Linked DNA regions of Homo sapiens: all the other regions are linked to region 3. The links are chromatin loops, found by intact Hi-C in ENCODE. Cell type or tissue: CD4-positive, alpha-beta T cell. All regions are shown on one strand. Links, peaks and the distances in the headings refer to the core of each region. The heading gives the core; the rest is flanking DNA. Region 1 holds the start of NUP133 (nucleoporin 133). Region 2 overlaps TRIM67 (tripartite motif containing 67). Region 3 holds the start of COG2 (component of oligomeric golgi complex 2).

The links. Peaks named below come from ENCODE experiments on the same cell type or tissue, not always from the same donor. Only the 100,000 strongest peaks of a DNase experiment are listed, where the experiment ranks them.
Region 1: it touches region 3 in a loop (11-fold over the local background); 3 of 110 quality-filtered maps call a loop at or near these places.
Region 2: a loop joins it to region 3, with 5 times the contacts of the local background. A loop is called at or near these places in 25 of 110 quality-filtered maps.

What each region holds. Positions count from the first base shown.
Region 1 is chr1:229,506,045-229,513,240 of GRCh38, reverse strand. It overlaps NUP133 (nucleoporin 133), which reads left to right and starts at 4,900. Exons shown (of 26, transcript NM_018230.3): 1 at 4,900-5,173; 2 at 7,083-7,196. The coding sequence starts at 4,992. NUP133-DT (NUP133 divergent transcript) reads right to left here and starts at 4,811. Exons shown (of 3, transcript NR_110630.1): 1 at 4,562-4,811; 2 at 3,001-3,117. RefSeq lists silencers at 3,745-4,039, 4,980-5,209 and an enhancer at 4,810-4,929. In CD4-positive, alpha-beta T cell, for the core only: no CTCF peak of the experiment used is centred there; a DNase peak (open chromatin) is centred at 4,860; H3K4me3 peaks cover 1,858 bases; H3K27ac peaks cover 1,685 bases.
Region 2 is chr1:231,207,798-231,214,993 of GRCh38, reverse strand. TRIM67 (tripartite motif containing 67) reads right to left here. Exons shown (of 10, transcript NM_001004342.5): 8 at 5,744-6,047; 9 at 1,017-1,179. Among named protein-coding and RNA genes, the nearest start is that of TRIM67-AS1, 24 kb to the right of the region's middle. RefSeq lists enhancers at 1-33, 3,069-3,128, 3,249-3,658. In CD4-positive, alpha-beta T cell, for the core only: CTCF peaks have their summits at 3,268 and 3,469 (motif pointing right); a DNase peak (open chromatin) is centred at 3,443; H3K4me3 peaks cover 781 bases.
Region 3 is chr1:230,637,630-230,644,638 of GRCh38, reverse strand. It overlaps COG2 (component of oligomeric golgi complex 2), which reads right to left and starts at 2,158. Exons shown (of 18, transcript NM_007357.3): 1 at 1,961-2,158. The coding sequence starts at 2,032. It overlaps LOC124904545 (a long non-coding RNA gene), which reads left to right and starts at 3,942. Exons shown (of 2, transcript XR_007066935.1): 1 at 3,942-4,345; 2 at 4,522-6,180. RefSeq lists silencers at 492-611, 2,225-2,364 and an enhancer at 1,915-2,134. In CD4-positive, alpha-beta T cell, for the core only: CTCF peaks have their summits at 2,094 and 2,293 (motif pointing left); DNase peaks (open chromatin) are centred at 1,948 and 2,278; H3K4me3 peaks cover 2,138 bases; H3K27ac peaks cover 587 bases; H3K27me3 peaks cover 347 bases.

The sequences.
Region 1 (7,196 bases), core at 2,041-7,040, 1.1 Mb after region 3:
TAGATATGTAAGCAGTGCTTGTTTCCCCATAGCCTTTTCAATATGAACTGCTACTATTTTATTTTTTTTTTTCTGCCCTGTTGCCCAGGCTGGAGTGCAGTGGCCAATCTCGGCTCACTGCATCCTCTGCCTCCTGGGTTCAAGCGATTCTCCTGCCTCAGCCTCCTGCGTAGCTGGGATTACAGGCGTGCACCCACCATGCCCAGCTAATTTTTGTATTTTTTTCTTTCTTTTTTTTTTTTTGGAGACGGAGTCTCACTCTGTGGCCCAGGCTGGAGTGCAGTGGTGCAATCTCAGCTCACTGCAACCTCCGCCTCCTGGATTCAAGTGATTCTTCTGCCTCAGCCTCCCGAGTGGCTGGGACTACAGGCACGCACCACCACGCCCCGCTACTTCCTGTATTTTTAGTAGAGATGGGGTTTCACCATATTGGCCAGGCTGGTCTCGAACTCCTGACCTCGTGATCTGCCCGCCTCGGCCTCCCAAAGTGCTAGGATTACAGACGTGAGCTACTGTGCCTGGCTAATTTTTGTATTTTTAGTAGAGACAGGGTTTCACCATGTTGGTCAGGCTGGTCTTGAACTCCTGACCTTGTGATCCACCCACCTCAGTCTCCCAAAGTGCTGGGATTACGGGCGTTAGCCACTGCACCCAGCCTATTTACTTTTTGAGATGGAGTCTCACTCTGTCACTCAGGCTGGAGTACAGTGGCACAATATCAGCTCACTGCAACCTCCGCCTCCCAGGTTCAAGTGATTCTCCTGCCTCAGCCTCCCAAGTAGCTGGGACTACAGATGCGCACCACCACACATGGCTAATTTTTGTATTTTTAGTAGAGACAGGATTTCGCCATGTTGGCCAGGCTGGTCTCAAACTACTGACCTCAGGTGATCTGCCCTCATTGGCCTCCCAAAGTGCTGGGATTACAGGTGTGAGCCACCACCCCCAGCCTCTAACATTCCTTTATTAAATTCTTTTAACTACCTAGCCTGAGGGTACCATCTGTTTTCTCTATGATTTTTTTTTTGAGACAGTCTTGATATATATATATATAATTATACTTTAAGTTCTAGGGTACAGGTGCACAACGTGCAGGTTTGTTACATATGTATACATGTGCCATGTTGGTGTGCTGCACCCATTAACTCGTCATTTACGTTAGGTATATCTCCTAATGCTATCCCTCTCCCCTCCCCCCACCCCACAACAGGCCCTGGTGTGTGATGTTCCCCTTCCTGTGTCCAAATGTTCTCATTGTTCAATTCCCACCTATGAGTGAGGACACGCGGTGTTTGGTTTTTTGTCCTTGCGATAGTTTGCTGAGAATGATGGTTTCCAGTTTCATCCAAGTCCCTACAAAGGACATGAACTCATCCTTTTTTATGGCTGCATAGTATTCCATGGTGTATATGTGCCACATTTTCTTAATCCAGTCTATCATTGTTGGACATTTGGGTTGGTTCCAAGTCTTTGCTATTGTGAGTAGTGCCACAATAAACCTACGTGTGCACGTGTCTTTATAGCAGCATGATTTATATTCCTTTGGGTATATACCCAGTAATGGGATGGCTGGGTCAAATGGTATTTCTAGTTCTAGATCCCAGAGGAATCGCCACACTGACTTCCACAATGTTTGAACTAGTTTACAGTCCCACCAACAGTGTAAAAGTGTTCCCATTTCTCCACATCCTCTCCAGCACCTGCTGTTTCCTGATTTTTTAATGATCTCCATTCTAACTGGTGTGAGATGATATCTCATTGTGGTTTTGATTTGCATTTCTTGCTCTGTCACCCAGGCTGGAGGGCAGTGGCGCCATCACAGCTCACTGCAACCTCCACCTTCCTGGCTCAAGCAATTCCCCAGCCTCAGCCTCCCACGTAGCTAGGATTACAGGCACACACCACCATGCCCAGCTAATTTTTTTGTATTTTTAGTAGAGATGGGGTTTCATCATGTTAGCCAAACTGGTCTTGAACTCCTGACCTCAGGCAATCCACCTGCCTGGGCCTCCCAAAGTGCTGGAATTACAGGTGTGAGCCACCACGCCTGGCCTTCTCTAGGATCTTATTTGACAGAGCCTACAAGGCCCTTCATGGTCTCTCCTTATTTCTCCAATTCCCTTTACTTTTAGTCTTTCAGGTTGATTTGTTTGTTTAAAGTCTCTGGCTCTAATCCCAGCTACTCAGAAGGCTGAGGCTTGAGGATCACTTAAGACCCGGAGTTTGAGACCAGCCTGGGAAATATAGCAAGACCCCATTTTTTAATTGTATTTTTTTTAGAATTTAAAATAAAATTTCTTGGGGAGACAGGGTCTTGCTATGTTGCCCAGGGGCTGGTCTTGAACTACTAGCCTCAAGCCATCCTCCCACACCTTAGCCTTGCAAGGTGCCGGGATTAGAGACGTGAGCCACTATGCCTGGCCGTGAGACCCCATTTCTAAAAATATATATATAAATAAAAAATAGGCAGGTGTGGTGGTACATGCCCATGGTCCCAACTCAGAGGCTGAGGCAGGAGGATCACTGAAGCCCAGAAGGTTAAGGATGTGGTGAGCTTTGATCACGCCACTGCACTCCAGCCTGAGCAACAGAGTAAGACCCAATCTCTAGAAAAATCATAAAGTAAAATAAGAATAAATAAAGTTCCTAGAATGCACCAAGTCCTTTGCTGCTTCAGGACCTTTGGCCAAGGATCCTCTGCCTGAAACATTCTTCCTCCTATTCTCTTATGCTTCATGTCTCAGGTTAAACGTCCTTTTCTCCCAGAGACCTTTATAGACCTCCATGCAAAAATAGGTAGCCCCAGTGATTCTCTCTCATACACTTTGCTCTTTTATTTCATAGTACACATCTCAGCTTGTAGCTGGATATTTGTGTTCATTTTTTCAGTGTCTGTCTTTCTCATTGGTCTGTAATCTCCATGAGGGTAGGACCCATGGGCTTTGTTTAGTTATAAGCCTTAGCAATTATCACATAGCCTGGCACATGGTAGGTACTCACTAAATCCATAACGAATGGATGACTTTTAGTGCTGTCTGCTTACTATCCTTCAATAGCCATACATTTGGACTCCAGGCAAGTTCTTGCTCAAAGGTGGCTGACAAGTCATTCTAGCTCCTGCAAACAACAGCTTTTACATTAGGATGCTGGGGAAACCACTAACCAGTCCAACAAAGCACAAGAATAAAATTGATCCCACCAATCCTCTCAGACACAACTATTAATACTCTCTATTGCCTATTTCACACCCCTCCTTGTAAGAATGAAACAGGGAGGAAATGCACTGGGCTCTCAGAGCTATAAGACTCAACAAGCTGCCAAGTTGGGTTAGACACCCAGGTGGGAGAAGGAGTAAAGCAGCTAGCCTATGTAACCTTGGCAAGATGACTGCTCAGATGCCACTGGTGCATAGATAGATGACTGGCTTCCCAGGGGAATGTCAACAACTGACACCCACACTGTGGTCTCCCACATGTGAATACGTCAATGTTTACTTAACCATTCCCTTATTTCAACACACGTTGAATGAAAGTCTACTATGTGTCTGTTACTGTGTGCCACAAAGGTAACAAAGTCACTGCTCTTGCTGTCAAGACATTTAAAAGGAAGTACTTGACAGACAATTATGAAAACAAACTATTATGCAGGATAAAAATACAGTCTACACACAGGAGCAGAGAGGACAAAGGATAAGGGGGACCTAATCCTGTGGAAGGTTTCACTGAGAAGGCAGCACAGAACTAACTTGATGCGGAAGGTAGGCGCCTTCTGGACCAACAAGGCAGGGAGTGCATTCCAGGTGAGAGAAACATGGACATGGGCACTGGAGGGAGATTTGGGTTTTTAAGTTCTCGGAATGTGGAGTGCAAGTGGGAAGTGCTGGAAGTACAACACGGACGGAAAAGCCAACCTGACTTAGATCACATAGGACCTTGCAAAGGAGCTTAGCAAATAACCTACTGGCAATGGTCAGCCACTGAAGCATTTACAGGCCCAAGAGCAGCATTACGTTTGCCTTAATTCATTGTGTTGGCAGTGAGAAGATAGAGTGGAGGAAGACTAGACACAGGTAAGGAACCCTCTCCCCATCTCCCCTACTCCCTCCCGCTGGCAGAAGAGGCTACGCAGTGGTTGAGGGAAAGGTAAGTACCAGAACCAGGGCAGAGGCAGTGCAAATGTGTGATCTAGTACAGACACGTAGGACCTTACAACGTATACCATGATCTTAGGGTGGAGGTAGGTGTGAGGGATGACTGCAGATAGAGCTCTTCTCTTTGCCTTGGACAACTGGCCAGTTTTACCAAGCTGGAACAGAGATGGTGGTAGGAGAGGGGTCCTAAAGGAAAACATGAATGCGCTTTTCATAAGTGGATTGTGAGGAGTTCGCAGGACTTCCAGCTGAAATTGTCCCCTAGGGAGCTGAATGATAGGGGTCTGGGGGTTTTGAGCTGGATCCAGGTTAGAGACACGGATTTGTGGCGTCATCAGCGTGGATGAGACTGCGCAAAGTTGAATGGGAAAATGGCAAACCTAGAAAACAACAAATATCACAGTGCGATACCAGTGTCAGCTTTACGGCTTTTCTCCGTCCTCAGCTTGGAATGAGGAACATCTTTCATTTCACAAGAGGTTCAGGAACTACCAGTGTGAAAAGAGGCTACGTTCAAGCTGCTGGAGGGCCAGTTCCACCTAGGCGCAGTCAAGAAGGGCGCCTGGCTTTCCGGCTTCACGTCCCTGGAAGCTCGGCACTGCAGCGGTTCTAGATCTGGGGCCGCCGGCTGCCTTCCCGACCTACCTCGCTGACTGGGCACCGCCCTTAACGTCACGATCCCGCCCCCGCCAGCGCTCCGACCACAACCCGCGGGAGCCATTGCGTTTGACGTCATCATCGCGCGCCATCTCTTCCCTTAGGTGTTTAAGTTCCGCGCGCAGGCCAGGCTGCAACCTGACGGCCAGATCCCTCGCTGTCCTAGTCGCTGCTCCTTGGAGTCATGTTCCCAGCCGCCCCTTCTCCGCGGACCCCGGGTACCGGGTCCCGAAGGGGCCCGCTGGCCGGACTCGGGCCCGGCTCCACGCCCCGGACGGCTAGCAGGAAGGGTCTGCCCCTGGGGTCTGCAGTCAGCTCCCCAGTGCTCTTCTCGCCGGTCGGCCGGCGTAGCTCGCTAAGCTCGCGGTAAGTGATCTCCCTGGTTGGGTCTGGCAACCAACAGCCTCACGGGCCGCAGTGGGCCGGATAGGTTGTTGTCTTTAGAAGCCTTTGGAACCGGGGCGGCGGAATAGAATGCCACAGTATTGGAAAATAGACCTTTTCCACTGCTGCAGGTAGTATCTGCTTCGTTTTGATTATCAGTTGATCAGTTGATTCCCCACTTTGCATTTTTCATGGATACCTTTGTGCAGAAGTGAAGTACAAACTGGATTTGCATCAGTGTTTACCTACTTCCCACCTACTACCCGTGTGATCTGGTGTAAGTCACTCGTGATTTTCTTCATCTGTGAAATGGCGATAATATATCTCACCTGAGCCAGAGGAGTTATTATGAATTGCCACGATGCAGATGTAAGGTGATGGTGATAATGAGGACCTACAACCCTGAAAGATCATTGTTTAATGCCTAACATACCAACTGACATTAATATCTGATGATTGGTAATTAAAGGGTTTCTAGCTACGGAATTTAACTTTCTAGGTAAATTATAAGGAAAAGGCTTTACATAAGTGAGCTAAGAGTACTGTGATAGTTTAGTTACTAAAACTGCTCGTTTGGAGCACCAGTAAAATCATCACACACACACACCCCTCCCCACCCCCAACACACACCATGTTCATAATTAACCTAAAACTTTAGTGTTTCTGCATAGTTTTCTCTGAATTCATCTATAAAAAATGAATTTTTCCCTGCAGGAAACACAAAGTATTGTGTCTTGAAATTATGGTTAAAATTTATCTGTAAAATTTTTCAGTACTTTAAAGGAGAAGTGGTTTTGAAAGAATACACTGTATCTTTGACTTTTTTTGGCATATTTTGAAAAGTTCTTTTCAAAGTGCTGATCTTGTCAGTGTTTTCTATTCCTTTTGCGAAAAGTTGGAGAATAAAAGCATACTTTATTTACTGTGTGTTGTTTTATTTAAATCTCTTCTTGTGATCATTTGAAGAAAAACCTTTGTTATCCTCTGTCAGGAAACAAAGCCCTTAGCCCTTCTGTATGTGCATCTTCTCATTTAATTCTCGTGATAAGACATAGACTACCTTTTATTCTGGTGACTTTACAATATTCTAAATGTTAAGAGGGTGAGCAAGAAATAAAGTTTTTACTGTGATATCTGCTGTTGAGGACCATGTAACAGCTGATGCTCGTAACCTGTTCGATTTCTTGCTTGGTTGTACAGATCTGATAGTTTTTTTTTTTTTTTTTTTAAAGAGACAGGGTCTCACTCTCTGTCGCCCAGGCTACAGGCTGGTGCCACAATGCCCGGCTAATTTAAAATTTTTTTTGTAGAGACAAGGTCTTGCCACGTTCCCCAGGCTGGTCTTGAACTCCTGGTCTCAAGCAGTCTTCCCGCTTCGGCCTCCCAAAGTGCTGAGATTATAGACATGAGCCACTGCTCCGGCCAGGTCTGGTGGACTCTTAAGCACCTAAAGCTAGATGAGCTTAAATCTCATCTAAGCCAATATTTATAAAATGTATTTGACCACAACATATGGTAAAAGCTGATGTTTTATATTCTGTCTTTCAAAAATGTTGAGATCTGCAAAATGACCCGCTGTTTGAAAAAAAAAAAAAAAAAACACTGGTCTAGTTAAGCCTTATTTCACAGCTAAGGAGGCAGAATTATAAGGAGTTTAAGTGAATACAGGCATGCATTTCAATACTAGAGTCTATGGGATTGAAGCCAAGTTTTCCTAAATCCTGTTTTGTTTTTTTTTTACATGAAAAATATTACATTTAATTACATGGTAAATATGAGCCAGTGTTAATTTTTTTCAAAGAACTCCTTACTGTGAAAATATATACATAAAAAATTAGGATAATGGAGAATTTTAAGTTACAAGTAAGGTAATATAGACTCTTTTCTTTAGGGGAACACCAACACGAATGTTCCCACACCACTCCATAACTGAGTCTGTGAACTATGATGTGAAAACGTTTGGATCTTCTCTTCCTGTTAAAGTCATGGAAGCCCTAACATTGGC
Region 2 (7,196 bases), core at 1,019-6,018, 570 kb before region 3:
TGAGGAATTATAGCCAACCTCTTATTTTTTGGATTAAAAAAAGCTTATCTGTTCATTGGTAGAGATGGTGTCTTGTTCATTCCCCAGGCTGGTCTCAAACTTCTGGGCTCAAGCGATTCTCCTGCCATGGCCTCCCAAAGTACTGGAGTTACAGGCGTGAGCCACCATGTCAGGCCAAGCCTAAGCCTATCTTTTTTTTTTTTTTTTTTTTTTTTGAGATGAAGTCTCGCTCTATCACCCAGGCTGGAGTGCAGTGGTGCGATCTCGGCTCACTGGAAGCTCCGCCTCCCGGGTTCATGCCATTCTCCTACCTCAGCCTCCTGAGTAGCTGGGACTACAGGCACCCGCTACCATGCCCAGCTATTTTTTTTTTGTATTTTTAGTAGAGACAGGGTTTCACCGTGTTAGCCAGGATGGTCTCGATCTCCTGACCTCGTGATCCGCCTGCCTTGGCCTCCCAAAGTGCTGGGATTACAGGCGTAAGCCACCGCGCCCGGCCATAAGCCTATCTTTTAGGTTGCCACAAATCCCTTTTGCAAATGAGTAGAGGATCGAATCGATCAATCAGTGATTGATGTAGACTCCTCAATATTCAGGGCCACAAAACAGGACCTTGCTCCCCACACTCCAACTCCCCATCCCAAGGGGAGGAGGACTCTACTAAGACGAAGGATGGCACCTCCGTGTTTCTCCCTTCCTCACACCCTCCTGGGCTCTCATTCTTGTCTCTCTCTGTTTCAGGCCTCCTGAGCTACCAGCACTCCCCAGGGACTGAGCTCAGTCCTGAGGTCTGCGTCTCCAGAAGCTGCCACCTTAGGGCCCCTGGGTGTCCCAAGTGAACAGGTTAGAACGGAACGCCTCCAGGAAATGTCCAAGGCAGGCCAGTTGATAAGCTCTGTCTGGGAAGGCTCTGTGGTCAGCTTCTTTATGGCCCACTCTGCCCAAGGGCACTGCAGAGACCTGTGGCAAACAGTTGGGAGCAGCCAGACCAGGTCCGGCCCTGGGGAGGTGTGTACCTGCACGTTGCGGTTGAGGCTGAGGGCTGGCATGAAGACCCCGTCCACGTGGCTGAAGGCTGTGGGGCCCTGCTGCTGCCCGTTGATGAAGAAGGTGAGAGTGTGCTTATTCAGGTCCAGCAGCACGCCCACGGTGGCCCCCTTGCACACGCCACCTTCCGTCCTGGGAAGAGAGTCCCCAGGAAGACCATCACCACACCCAGCCTGGGATGTAGGTGATAACTCAGGAGAATTATTTACTTATTTAGAGACACGGTCTCACTCTGTCACCCAGGCTGGAGTGCAGTGACGCCATCTCGGTGCACAACAGCCTCGCCCTCCCAGGCTCAGGAGATCCTCCCACCTCAGCCTCCCGAGTAGCTGGGACTACAGGCGCATGACATGAGACCCAGCTAATTTTGTTTGTGTTTTTTGTAGAGATAGGAGTCTCACTATGTTACCCAGGCTGGTCTTGAACTCCTAGGCTCAAGCGATCTTCCCATTTTGGACTTCCAAAGTGCTGGGATTAAAGGCATGAGCCACTGTACCCGGCCAAGAAAATTATATATAGGATGCTGGGAACAACCTCACTTAAACATAGTCCCCAAGGTGGTGGTGAGGTGCTCTCCTGGGCACATGAGCCTTCTCTCACAGTGGACACACCTTGTTAACAGGCCATGATGAAGACTCCCCTAGAGGAACACCTCCAGGCTGTTCAACCCCCTCTTTCTGACAGCATCTGGGATCTGCGCACTAGAAAATTCGGGTTTTGATGAGAAGGTCCCATTTGAAACTGTGGAGCATGGAGAATGGGTAAGAAAGGCACCTTTTCCTGCCAAAGAAAATAACTGACTTGGCGCCCTTTTCTGTTTTAGGCAAGTGAGGATGCTGAGGTCGATGAAGATGTGGACATCCAGGCCTTCAGGAAATTTTGAAAGGCCCCTACTCAACATTGGCTCATCTTCCCAGAAACATCCTAGGGTCCCTCAAAAAGCAGCGTATGGCAGGCAGAAGGGTGCTGAAGTTGAAATCAAGTCCTCTGTCGCAGTCATTATCCCTCAGGTGACCAATAGCGGAACGTTGAGAATGTCCATTGTGCTCTTGATCAGTGTTGGCAACGTCGTACTTTGTAGGTGGTAAGAATTCACATCCACTCGGTGGAAGTGAATCTATAATAAAAGTAAGGAACATGCTCCCAAGGGGGGGCTTGGCTGACCACATCTTCTCCCATGGGCCGAATCCTGCAGACTCTCCTTCCCTTCCTTGAGGTGGTTTTTTGTTTTAGAGTGGCTGTTTCTCCCTGTGGCCCAGGCAGTGGTGCAATCATGGCTCACCGTTGCCTGGAACCCCTGGGCTCAACGGATCCTCCCACCTCAGCCTCCCGAATAGCTGGGACTGAAACGCCTAACCTTTTTACTCTAACTTGTTACTTTGAATTTTGTCCTGCTTGTCTCTTTAATCACCTAGCCTTGCTTCTCATGTAAATAAGACTCTCTCTAGCTGGGAAGGCTGGACAAACTCCAATTGACCTTTTAATTTACAAGACACTAAAGGCTCCTCACCTAACCCCCTTCCGTAAGGAGTTGGCCTGGGTAAACAGATCCTCAGCATTTCAAAAGAGCCCAATTAACTGATAAGGTACTAACACCAACAATGTATGAAGTTCTTAGGATTTTTCTCTAAGAGATAACAACATAAAACCTTGAGTTCGTGTCCGGCATAGACCTTATATCTAATTATAATGAAAGATTTAGAACCTTGCACCTGGTACCGTTGCTCTTCTTGTAACTATTTGTCTTTCAAGTTGTTTATCTCTCTGTAACTATTTTGCTTCTTTTGATTCTTGCATGTTTTTACTTCTGTAGAATTATTACATTTGAGTCCCCCTCCCCTTCCTAAACCTAAGTATAAAAGTTAATCGAGCTCGTTACTCGTGGCCGAGAGAATTTTGAGCATTAGCTGTCTCTTTGGCCACCGGCTTAATAAAGGACTCTTAATTCGTCTCAAAGTGTAGCGTTTCCTTAACTCGCCTAGGTACAACAGGACTACAGGCACACACCATGCCCGGCTAATTTTTAAATTATTTTATAGAGACGAGGGCCTCACTATGTTGCCCATGCTGGTCTTGGACTCCTGGGCTCAAGGGATCCTCCTGCCTCAGCCTCCTGAGTAGCTGAGACCACAGGCTTGAGCCACCGCGCCCGCTCAGGGCTGAGGTCTTAGCCTTAACCTTAGCAGCGCCACTCTGCTAAGAAAACCATGTTTGTCCTTCCAGATTGATAATGAGTTGATCTGCTGGACGCTGCTGGTAGGGCAGAGGGAAGGTGAGCAGCGAGGATTCACGACAGGAAGTCCCGAGGAGGACTTGGTGGGCGGCCCAGACAGGTGTTTCCGGAGAAGGCAGGGTTTCCCCCGAGGGTGCCCGGGGCGGGATCCGGCAGGTGGGAGAAGGAAACTAAAACCGCACTGTTGATGCTATTTGGACACCGACCACCGGGTGGCGGTAGTGACCCATGGGAGGTGCAGGAATGAGTCCAACCTAAGCAAAGCCTCAGGCCCCCAGTCAGCTCTGGGGTCCAACTTCCCGGCTGCCTCGGCTTCCTCCCAGATAGCGCTTACCCTACCCGATCCACATCCGAGGGTGGGAGGACATGCAGACAGGGGCAGGTTCTCTCTACCTTCTCATGGCCTCACTTCCCTTCTGCTTTTCTTACTGAGGTGGCACCAAGGGGCTGTCAAAGACAGCAAAGGCCCAAGAAGTGCTCCGCAGCCCTTGGGAGGGGTGTGGTGGCCAATGGCCAGGAGAGCTGGGGAGTCTGCACCACACAAACCAAGGCTGGGGTCCTGGGCTCAACCCTGACAGTATCAACTAGCCGCGTGACCCGAGCCGTTGTCTGACCTTCCTAAGCCCAGGCTTTTTAATATATATATTAAACAAACAAACAAAATATATATATATATATATATTTTTTTTTTTTGGTAGAGAGGAGGGTCTCACTATATTGCCCAGGCTGGTCTTGAACTCCTGGGCACAAGCGATCCTCCTGCCTCGGCCTCCCAAGTAGCTGAAACTACAGGTACACAGCACCATGCCTGGCTAATTTTTAAAATTACTATTATTTACAGAGACAGGGTCTCACTAAGTTGCCCAGGCTGGTCTCAAACACCTGGGCTCAAGCAATCCTTCTGCCTCGGCCTCCTTAAGTGCTGGGATTGCAGGTGCAAGCCACCATTCCAGCCTAAGCCCCAGTTTTATAATCTGTAAAATGGCAACAATAATAGTACCTTTGCAAGGATTAAATGAGCTCAGATACATCGAGTGCTTCCTACAGCATTGAGCACAAGTAAGGGTTTGATAAATGCTTCTTGTTATCACTCCTGCCAGCAAACAGGGTATCTGGGTGCCAGTTTGGTTTAAGCAAGCAGAGACGGAGCTGATGGGCCTGGACTTGGCCCCTCTGTGGGTGGGAGGGAGAGTGGCCAGCCTGCAGTGTCCGGGCAGAGGCACAGAGCTGCCCGCCTCTTCCCCAGGACTCAGGAGAGAAGGGGCCCTGCCTACAAGCAAAGAGGCAAGCAGATGGGGTCCTGAGGGCCCTCAGGCAAGTCCCTGGCCCAGATTAGACGTGGCTTCCCTGAGAAAGAAGAAGCTGGTCCTTCCTCTGCGGGAAGGTGCCCCAGGGGCTGTTATAGGAGCTGCAGGTGGGCCCAGAGCACTGAGAGCCTCCGGGTCAATTTTGCCTGGGGCTGGGGCCCAGCGAAGTCAAGGTCAGCTCTTGAAGTTCCTCACCCCTTCCTGCTGGGGAGATGGCCCTTAGCAGACCAGGAGCAAGGCTCCATAGCAAGGAGGTGGCTTCAGGTGGCTGCAACTTGCAACTCTCCATTTCTGGCCTTGGGGATTCTTCACCCCCACGTCCATCCCCACATGCTGGCCAGGTGTGAGCACAAAATCCCTGGGAGAGGAGAAAGAGTACAGAGCTATGGTGCAGGGGTGTTGGGGGGGCACTGCCTTCTTTGTGTCTGAGGAGAGAGACCAAGGCACCCTAGAGAAGCCCAGGCCTCAGGGGCAGCCCTGGAGGACCCATCCCCATCTGCCCTCCTAACAGAGGTCCCAGTAGTTTCACAGGCCAGGACCTGAGTCTCCTGTGTCCATGCTGGTGACCCTACTCCCAGGGCCAGTCTCAGGGCAAAGCCACAGCTGTGGGCACCCTTGGCAGGCTCGTTAGTAGTGAGCACCCCAGCCATGCCCTCTGCTACTGCCCTGTCAAGGGCCCGGCCCTGCCGAGGCTCAAGCCCACATGAGACCAGGGCAGTGGCCAGGATCACTGCAGGCAAGTTAGTGGCAATGACCTGGTCACAGCTGTGAGGACACCAGCCCCAGTGGTGCCCATTAACACCCTGCAGCAACCCAAGCTTGGGTTGACAGTTGAAAAGGAAAGTGAAGCCGTACCAGAAAGAAAACTACGAGCTCCATATCCCAGCAGAGGACCACCGTGTGGCCCGCTGGGTAACTTGGGAGACCCATCTGTGCGGGTGCTGTGAGAGTCACCATAACATACCCTCATCTGGGCTGCAGGCCAGTTCTATATGGGCAGAGTGAAGGCCTCCTAGAAAATGGAGACCAAAGTGGCTGAAAATACCTCCTCTCAATTCCTCCTGGCTTTGGGGACAGCAGAAGGGACACTGGTCTTCAGGACCCTCATTCCCAAACAACCTGTGTCCACGGGAGGCAGGATGGGGCCCAATCGCACCTGTTGGTGTGGGAGTTGCAGTGCATGAACCAGCTGCGGTTGTTGTCCACATACATGGCCCAGGCCTTGTCATCCTTGCCCAGCATCATGTCCTTGACCACGCTGGCCCTGGCCACCCCGAAGGCGGGGTCTGGGTGGTTGTCGTACCGGTCCACGTGCAGCTCCCAGTAGTGCACGCCCTTGGAGAACGCAGCTGTGCCCAGCACCACCCGGTCGTCATAGCTGCTGCAGGTGGCTGTCTGGTTGTCATTGGATAAAATGATGTCCCGATGCCCAGAGTTGGGGTCAAATGTGAACCAGGCCACTAAAAAGGGAGGAGGTGAGAGGAGCAGGGTCAGGGGATGGAATTTGCTAGTAGTTTCTAACCGGCTCAGAGACACAAACACATTCGCTTCTGTTAGAAAGTCGGCACCCAGAAGTGAAGGGTCTTTCCTGTATGATTACCACACACGTGCACACACACACAAACGTACACACATGCACACACTCCCTGCTCTGTGTTCATCCAAGTTGCCAGCCCTACGAGCCTGGCCTTGCCAAGGATTTTCAGGCCTCAAAACCTCAAATCTAGATGCATTTTCTGGTCTTGGTTTCTAAAACCCTTCCAAATGCTCACAGTTAGAAATACAGGAGGAAATAGCCTGGGAGCAGTGGTCCACGCCTGTAATCCCAGCACTTTGGGAAGCCGAGGTGGGTGGATCACCTCAGGTCAGCGGTTTGAGACCAGCCTGGCCAGCATGGTTAAACTCCGTCTCTACTAAAAATACAAAAATTCGTGGCCGGGCATGGTGGTTCACACCTGTAATCCCAGCACTTTGGGAGGCCGAGGCGGGAGGATCACGAGGTCAGGAGATCAAGACCATCCTGGCTAACACAGTGAAACCCTGTCTCTACTAAAAATACAAAAAAATTAGCCGGGCGTGGTGGCAGGTGCCTGTAGTCCCAGCCACTCGGGAGGCTGAGGCAGGAGAAAGGTGTGAACCTGGGAGACAGAGCTTGCAGTGAGCCATGATCACGCCACTACACTCCAGCTTGGGCGACAGATCAAGACTCTGTCTCAAAAAAAAAAAAAAAATTCGCTGGACATGGTGGTGGGCGCCTATAGTCCCAGCTGCTTGGGAGGCTGAGGCAGGACAATCACTTGAACAGGTTGGCAGAGGTTGCAGTGAGCCAAGATTGTGCCATTGCACTCCAGCCTGGGCAACAGAGTGGGACTTCATCTCAAAAAAAAAAAAAAAAAAGTACAGGAGGAAATCGATATTGATGAGCCACCTCATGGGTGGGAGATTTGAGACACAGAGAGGTGAAGTGATGTGGCCAAAATCACAAAGCTCAATTCTCCATTTTGCAGCCCATCAGGTGGTGCCCCCTTTTGCTCCCCAACCCCCCAGGTTGATAGAAGTGAGTCCCTTACTCTAAAGTCATGACCACAATGCACAGGGCAAGGACCGCT
Region 3 (7,009 bases), core at 1-5,000:
TAAACACAGTTTCCCATCAACACCAGAAGAGACGTAATACCAGAAGAGAGGTAATAACAGAAGAGAGTGGATTTCAAGCAACTTTAAATCTGGATTTTCAAGCAATCTCAAATCTCCCAATGCAAATGTCATATCCCAACTTTCTCACACGTACAAAACCTATCCAATTACAAAATGTGCTGAATGAGACACAAACATAGAAATATAGCCTGGACAAGTGTTCCAACCATCCTTTCTGCCATGGAAGTGCAACTTATATGTAGTTTTATATGTTTAAGGCAACACAAATTGCAAATAACCTTTATCTTCAAGCTCCACCTAAAAAATCAACAAAATTTTACACAGAACAGCTGTTCTATGTATTTTCTTCTATGTATGTTGTCACTTTTATAAGCACTACAAAATGTACCGCATATTCACAGAGCCACGAAATATGCAATTGCTGGCATTCCAGCCACCACCCCAGTTTGCACTCTAAGTTCTATTTTAGAACTTGTATTTCTGTGATTTCACTTCCTGAAGCTGCATTTACCAAAGGCATTCTGTCAACTCAGAGTGGGAAAGGTGGTGGGGCTAGTGAGTCAGAGAAGATGCTGGTGTTGAGCCTTAAGAAGTCAAGAGATGGACAAACTGAGATTATTCTGTACTCTGAGATTCTTGACGTCAACAAGGCCCCTGATCTCCGTGTATGGCCTTTCCTCTTCCAGGGCACCTCTCCCCAGCATGTACCCTTAGCTGTTTCTTTCTACCCTCATTTCAGGGTAGCTCTTAGCCAGTAGGCAAAACGAAGGGTTTCTGGATCAATGAGTTGATTCTGTACATTCTTTGAGACATCCTAATGAAGTTACACCTTTTAGTACAGTGGTCTAATAGGAATATCACTTACAAGAATAAGGTACATTATTCCTGGGTATAGATAAGTCCTACATACGAAAAATGATATGGTCACACTGGAGAAGATACAGATCTACTTTAAAAAAAAACAGCTTTGGAGATGTAATCTGAATGCAAATATTATCAAAAAGAGATAGGCTAATTAATCTAGAAAACATTATGTCACCAAGAAAGGCAGAGTAAGATTTCAACTCACTTGCTCAAAATTGTAGATGTCTACTAACCAGCTAAAACTTTTCGCTTTTTAACACTGAAAGCAGCTACTAAAAGGTGTCAAAAATCCTAGTCCTCAGGAAATTAAATAGAAACATTTTTTGAATGGCTTAAGTGCAGACCCAGAGGGATACACCAAGTAGGAGCAAAGCTCCTCCCAGCTCTCACTCAAAGCCTGGCCATTTTCAAGGCTGTGCCTGATGAACTTTATCATCAGTGAAGTGTTTTCAGTTTATATTTCTTTTCTCTAAGTTTATGACCTACAACTACCAACTTCTTCAAATGCATCACGTAAAAAGTAGAGCAACTTCTTTAAAGAGTAATGGTTTGCTTTGTCGTACTGCAATAGTCGGTAAGAATGTTCTAAGCTTCTAAATATCCCATTCTGGAAGCTTTAGCTGAATGTTAAGCAAAACTTCAGATTAAGTTCTTTTTCTTTCCGACCCGAGTCCCTAGGAAAGTACGTGGGCTTGGAGATTTATTCAACACACACTTAATGAGCTCCAAGGCCCCGGTCCACAAGCTTCTTTCCGACAAGGGGACTGGCAATCTGACTGCACTGCATGGTAACAGGAACGGGTAACAGTGGCTTTGACATGCAGCTCAAAACCACTTGCCCAGAACTTTCAGGCCTTTCCATGTAACACGCACGATTTTACAGAAGTGCTTTCTCCAGGCTGCACCCGCCAAACCTGACGCCAAAAGACTCATTGCGAAGTGCAGCGAGGTCTCGGCGGAGGACCTGACACTGAGCGTGCGCAGGCAGGAGCAGCCGACCGAAGAGACCGCCACAGAGGGCACAGGGCAGAGGCACCCTCATGGCCCGGCTCCGGGGAGCGGACGCCGCGCGCACCTTCATGAACTCGTCCTTGTCGAAGCAGAGCGTGTCCGGCCCCTTGGGCAGGTTCATCCTACTTTTCTCCATCCCGCCGGCCACCGCCTCTCAGTGCCAAGATCCAAGCGAGAAAACGCAGGAGGCTGCGCAGACCGACTCGGCGGCCGCGGCCACCGCCAGTTTCCACGGCACAGGGGGGTCCGCTTCCGCCAACATGGCAGCGCCCGCGCCGCGGCCAATGAACGACGGCACCGCAAGCCGGCCTGCGCCTGGCTCTGGCCAAGAGGGGCGCGGGGGCCGCCGCTGCTGCACGGGTAGGCCGTGCTGCCCTCATGTGGCGGAGGGCGGTACTGCAGCCTCGCGCGGGCTCCTGCAAGGCTGCCCACCTCCCTAGGAGGCGTGGCTGAGCTGCAGGGGTGGGTCAAAAGGGGTGAGCGGGTCTCCCTCCCACCCCCACCGTTTCTACTGGGAAAAATTGTCCTACAACGCTTTTCCAGTGCCTTCTACCCTGAGACTGCTCTGCTTCGTTATGCATGGCCAGAAGTTGGCCCTTTGGTTCTCAGGCCCGTTTTCCAGGTTGGACGTATCACCGTGGTCGCATTCTTCACCTCCCTGTGCGCGGTCACTGCCGCTGGTGGGCGCTAACGCCTCTATGGAGACCCCCGCCCTTAGCCTCTGTCCCCACAGAGAAGTGTAGCGTCTCCTCCACTGGGCTCCGTTACTGGGAACTCATAGGGAAGAAGGTGGTCAGCTAGGCGGCTTTGGGTCCTCTGAGTAGCTCCCTGCTCAACCTCGGTCTCCGTTCCAGGTGGGCAGCCTCTGAGCGCAACTTTGGGTCTTCAAGGTGCTTAAAGGAGTGCCTCGCTATCTGATTAAACACAGCAGACAAATACATGTGCATGCACATTTATTTTTAATTTCAACCAGGAATGGACAAATTTTTGTGTTGTGGCCAGTACTGGTGCAACCAAACCAATTTCTTAGACTGTCTTCCTCCTCCTCCCCCCACCCACCCCAATTTTATTCTGAGACGTTCTTCCTTTATCTCCTCCCTTGCTTTTTTCTCCTCTTGTCCCTTCCGCTAGCTGTAAATACCGTGGTCAAATGATGATGATTCATTTTTCTTCTTTTCTCCTTGACATTCGGATGATTCAAACCACAAACCTCACTTCACACTCTTCATTCTGCAAACCTTTCCTTCCCGCTTCTGTTGAGGAATCTAGGCCTCTCTTCCCAATTTTTCTCCTTGGAGATAAGATTAACGCCATGATGGCCTGTAAAAAGGAATGGGACAGCAGAGGGTAAGACCTCACCATGAGACTTTGTATTTCAAGTATCTCAACTAGAAAACTGGTCACTTAAAAAAAAATGTAGGCGTAGAATCCAAAACGCTCTACTCCCTAGCACTGGACCTAGCAGGCCCTGTTGAAGAGCCTATTTCCTGCCAGTATCTACAGAACAGATGAACAGGATAAGAGCCGGAAGCTAGCTGGAGGATCAAAATATTCTGCCAGAGGAGCGATTGGGAAAAGTACATCCTAAGTCCCTGTTATGTTTGTTTTGCTGGAGGAAATGAAAACCTCATTTTCTGTTTAATTTTTTGTTTTCTCTTGTTATGAAAATTTTCAAGTACACAGAAGTGTGGAGAGCACAAGAACCCCACCCTATGTACTTAGCACCTCGCTTCAACCATCATCAACCTGTCTCCTCTGCCCTTCCCCACCCACCGCATCGAGACCTTCTTTTTTTGTTGTTTTATATATATATATATATACATATATATATATATTTTTTTGAGACGGAGTTTCACTGTTGTTACACATGCTGGAGTGCAATGGCATGATCTCTGCTTACCGCAACCTCCACCTCCCAGGTTCAAGCGATTCTCCTGCCTCAGCCTCCCGAGTAGCTGGGATTACAGGCATGTGCCACCATGCCTGGCTAATTTTGTACTTTTAGTAGAGATGGTGTTTCTCCCTGTTGGTCAGGCTGGTCTCGAACCCCTGACCTCAGATGATCCACCCGCCTCAGCCTCCCAAAGTGCTAGGTTTACAGGCATGAACCACTGAGTCCAGCCCTTTTATTGGAATATGTTTTAAAGCAAATTCTAAACACCATATCATTTCCTATCCCCTAATACCTCAGTTTACGCATCAAAAGAAGAAAAAAAAACCCTGACATTTTGTAACACCTAACAAAACCAGCAATTCCAATAACCAATCTATAGTGGCTCTGAAAGGTGGGCCTTTATCCCAAGGTCACACTGTTAATAAGTGGCAAGTTGCAAACCCAGGCAGCCTGGCTTCAAAGCCCAGTACCAAGGCACGGGAGAGGATGCTGGACAGATGAAACAAAGATGTCTGCAACCCTGCCTTCTCTTTCGAGGCTCTGCAGGAAGTCTAGGTAAGCTGGAACTTGAACTCTTTCTTTCTTCACTGTAATTCCCTTCTGACATTGTTCCTGGGACTTTAGAAATAAAATGAACCTGAATTTGTACAGACTGGGCTTATCTTGAGGATGCTAAAGGGATTAAGTGGCAACAGCGATGGAGGGTCCCTGCTGCCTGCTGTCCTCCCTAGATTCAGAAGGGAACCATCAGGACCCCATGGAGTGGGCTGCGGCTTGGAGACACAGATAGTGGTGCAGACCACCACAGCCAGGCGCAACAAGAAAGACTTCAATGCTAGCATCATAATCTACAGAGGACAAACGCAAGAGAGAAAGCCTACACCTGCCCAGAGGACATGGCCCTGGGTTTCCACTCAGAGCTGATGTTCAACTGGCACACAGTATTTCAGCTGTGCTACTTGGTAAATATTGCAACATCTCAAAGGTTGGTGAATGGCCTCTGTACAGAATCTGCTGCTGCCCTGACCCCTACCTTGGCCTCATGATCCAGCCATTAGAGGGTTACTGCCTGGCTTAGCGGGGCTCCTCTAGCCAGCTTCTGATTGGCTAGTGTCTGTGCTGTTAAATATTTGTCTGCTGTTAAATATTTGAATGTCATCTCTGGTAGTGATACTTATTTCATAGTATTTGCAGGAAGAGAAAATTTAAAAGTGCATATAAAGCACCTGCCTAATCAATGCAAGACATAATATGGAGTCTTTTTACCTGAGTTTTTCCCCCTTTGTTGATCTGTAACTTTCTTCAAAATGAGACTTTAGTTGGCACATTTTTCCATCTTTTTCAGTCTCTCCCCTAATTTCATCCTTTCTTGGCTTTTCTTTATAAAGCATGCACCTGCTACTTCATTTCTAAGTAAATATTAATCCCCCTTTGACTTTGCATCTCTGGAAAATTTTTAGTTCCCTGTTTTCAGTGGCATTGTGAGAGGTCCCATTTTTTTCTTCCCACTCTCCCCTATTTATAGGCTCCACATTTTTGGCAGGTTTGCTATAGAACACTCAAAAATTGCAAGGGGAAATATTATGCTCAGGAAATCATAGGAGCATTTTCTCTAGTAATCATCACCAAGTTCTTATGCTGATCCTCTCCTGAACTGTTGGACTAAAGCAGCTGAATTTTCCAAAAGCAACCAGAGTCGCCCTTGTTCACTACTGAAGGATAGGAGGGTTTCCATTTTTAAACAGATCATGTGCTTGACCTGAAGGCTGAGGATACAGTCAGACGGTCCTGCATTCCTAGAGGAGGGCAGACATGGCGGTAGGGGTGGAGCAGCAGGGGACAGGGGAGACAGTCACCACCTTCAGGACCTGCACTCTGACTTGGAAAGCTCAATGAACCAACTGGGCTATTTCAACATCTTCTATATTTTGTTTATAACTCTGCCTCATTCCAGGGTGGATTTGAGGTGGTTTGGTTTGATTCGTGAACATTTCCCATGCCAATTAGAAGACATTATGTTAGGGGGGGTCCCCAATTCAGCCTCATCTCCCTCATCAACTAGGAAATGTTATAGTAATACCCAAATATACTTTCATCTATGTTTTGTAATAGACCCCACTCATAGAAATGGTAGGGATAATATCTTTTCCTTTTTAGCATTACAGGAGAAATTGTGACTTTGAAATGAACCAAGAAGGTTACAGTTGTCTTCAAAGGAAAAAGAGTCAGTCTAGCATGCCATTCCAGATGTGACTCTATGGTGTATCCTGTGCCTTTCTTGACTTTAAGCTATTTTACAACTCTGTAAGTTGTGCATAACTGATAGCAATGCAAATAATAGTAACATTTGTCTATAAACATGCAAATAAATTTTATCCTGTGAAAGTAAAGTTGACCCATCTTGCCTCAATTTCCTTTGGAAAAAGCCAGTTTTGCATATCTTAGGGAAGTTCATTCGCACATCCTTGGCTGTATATTTGTCTGCTCTTTAGATTGTCTCTTGAAGTGGTGATAACATTTTACTAGTTCTCTTGTTAAGTACTGAGTTCAAATCTTTACAAGTGTTCTTTTTATATTCGTATGAAAGTTATGATTTTAAAAAAATTATCCCTTAGCATTTCAAATCATAAACCGTGATAGGATCCTCATAAATGAAAGTGCAGAGAAATAAAATCAGAGTGAATTTTAGAATTGTCTTCTGTGTGGCCAGCACTATGACAGGGGCTAAGAATGAATGAAGCTCAAGACCCAGCCTTTGACCCTGAAGAGCTCAGAATCTGCTTAGAGAGACACGACCTTCAAGCATGATAAATGTATGCGACTCTTTCACAATTAGTGCTCCTCGGGGTTCTGCTAACCTTTCTCTTCCATGCTACCCTCTCCCACAGTCATCTCAGCTGTGCCCTTAGGGTTTCAGCTCTGGTCCACATACTCACAATTCTCCCGTCACATCTTCACCATGTGCTTCTTTCCCCCCTCCACTAGACCCATGTATAATACTACTTCACTTTGATGTCCCACTGATGCCTCAAACTCAGCATGTTCGAAATTGATTCATTATCTTTCCTGAAAGGCTTTCTTATCCTCCTTCATTTTGTTTCTTGATAAATGGCTCCACCAAATGCCAGCTGCATAAGCCAAACACCTAGAAATCAATCACAGAACTGAGCCAACCAGTTGCACTTTAAAATACTCAACCACAAACCTCAAATGGGTGCA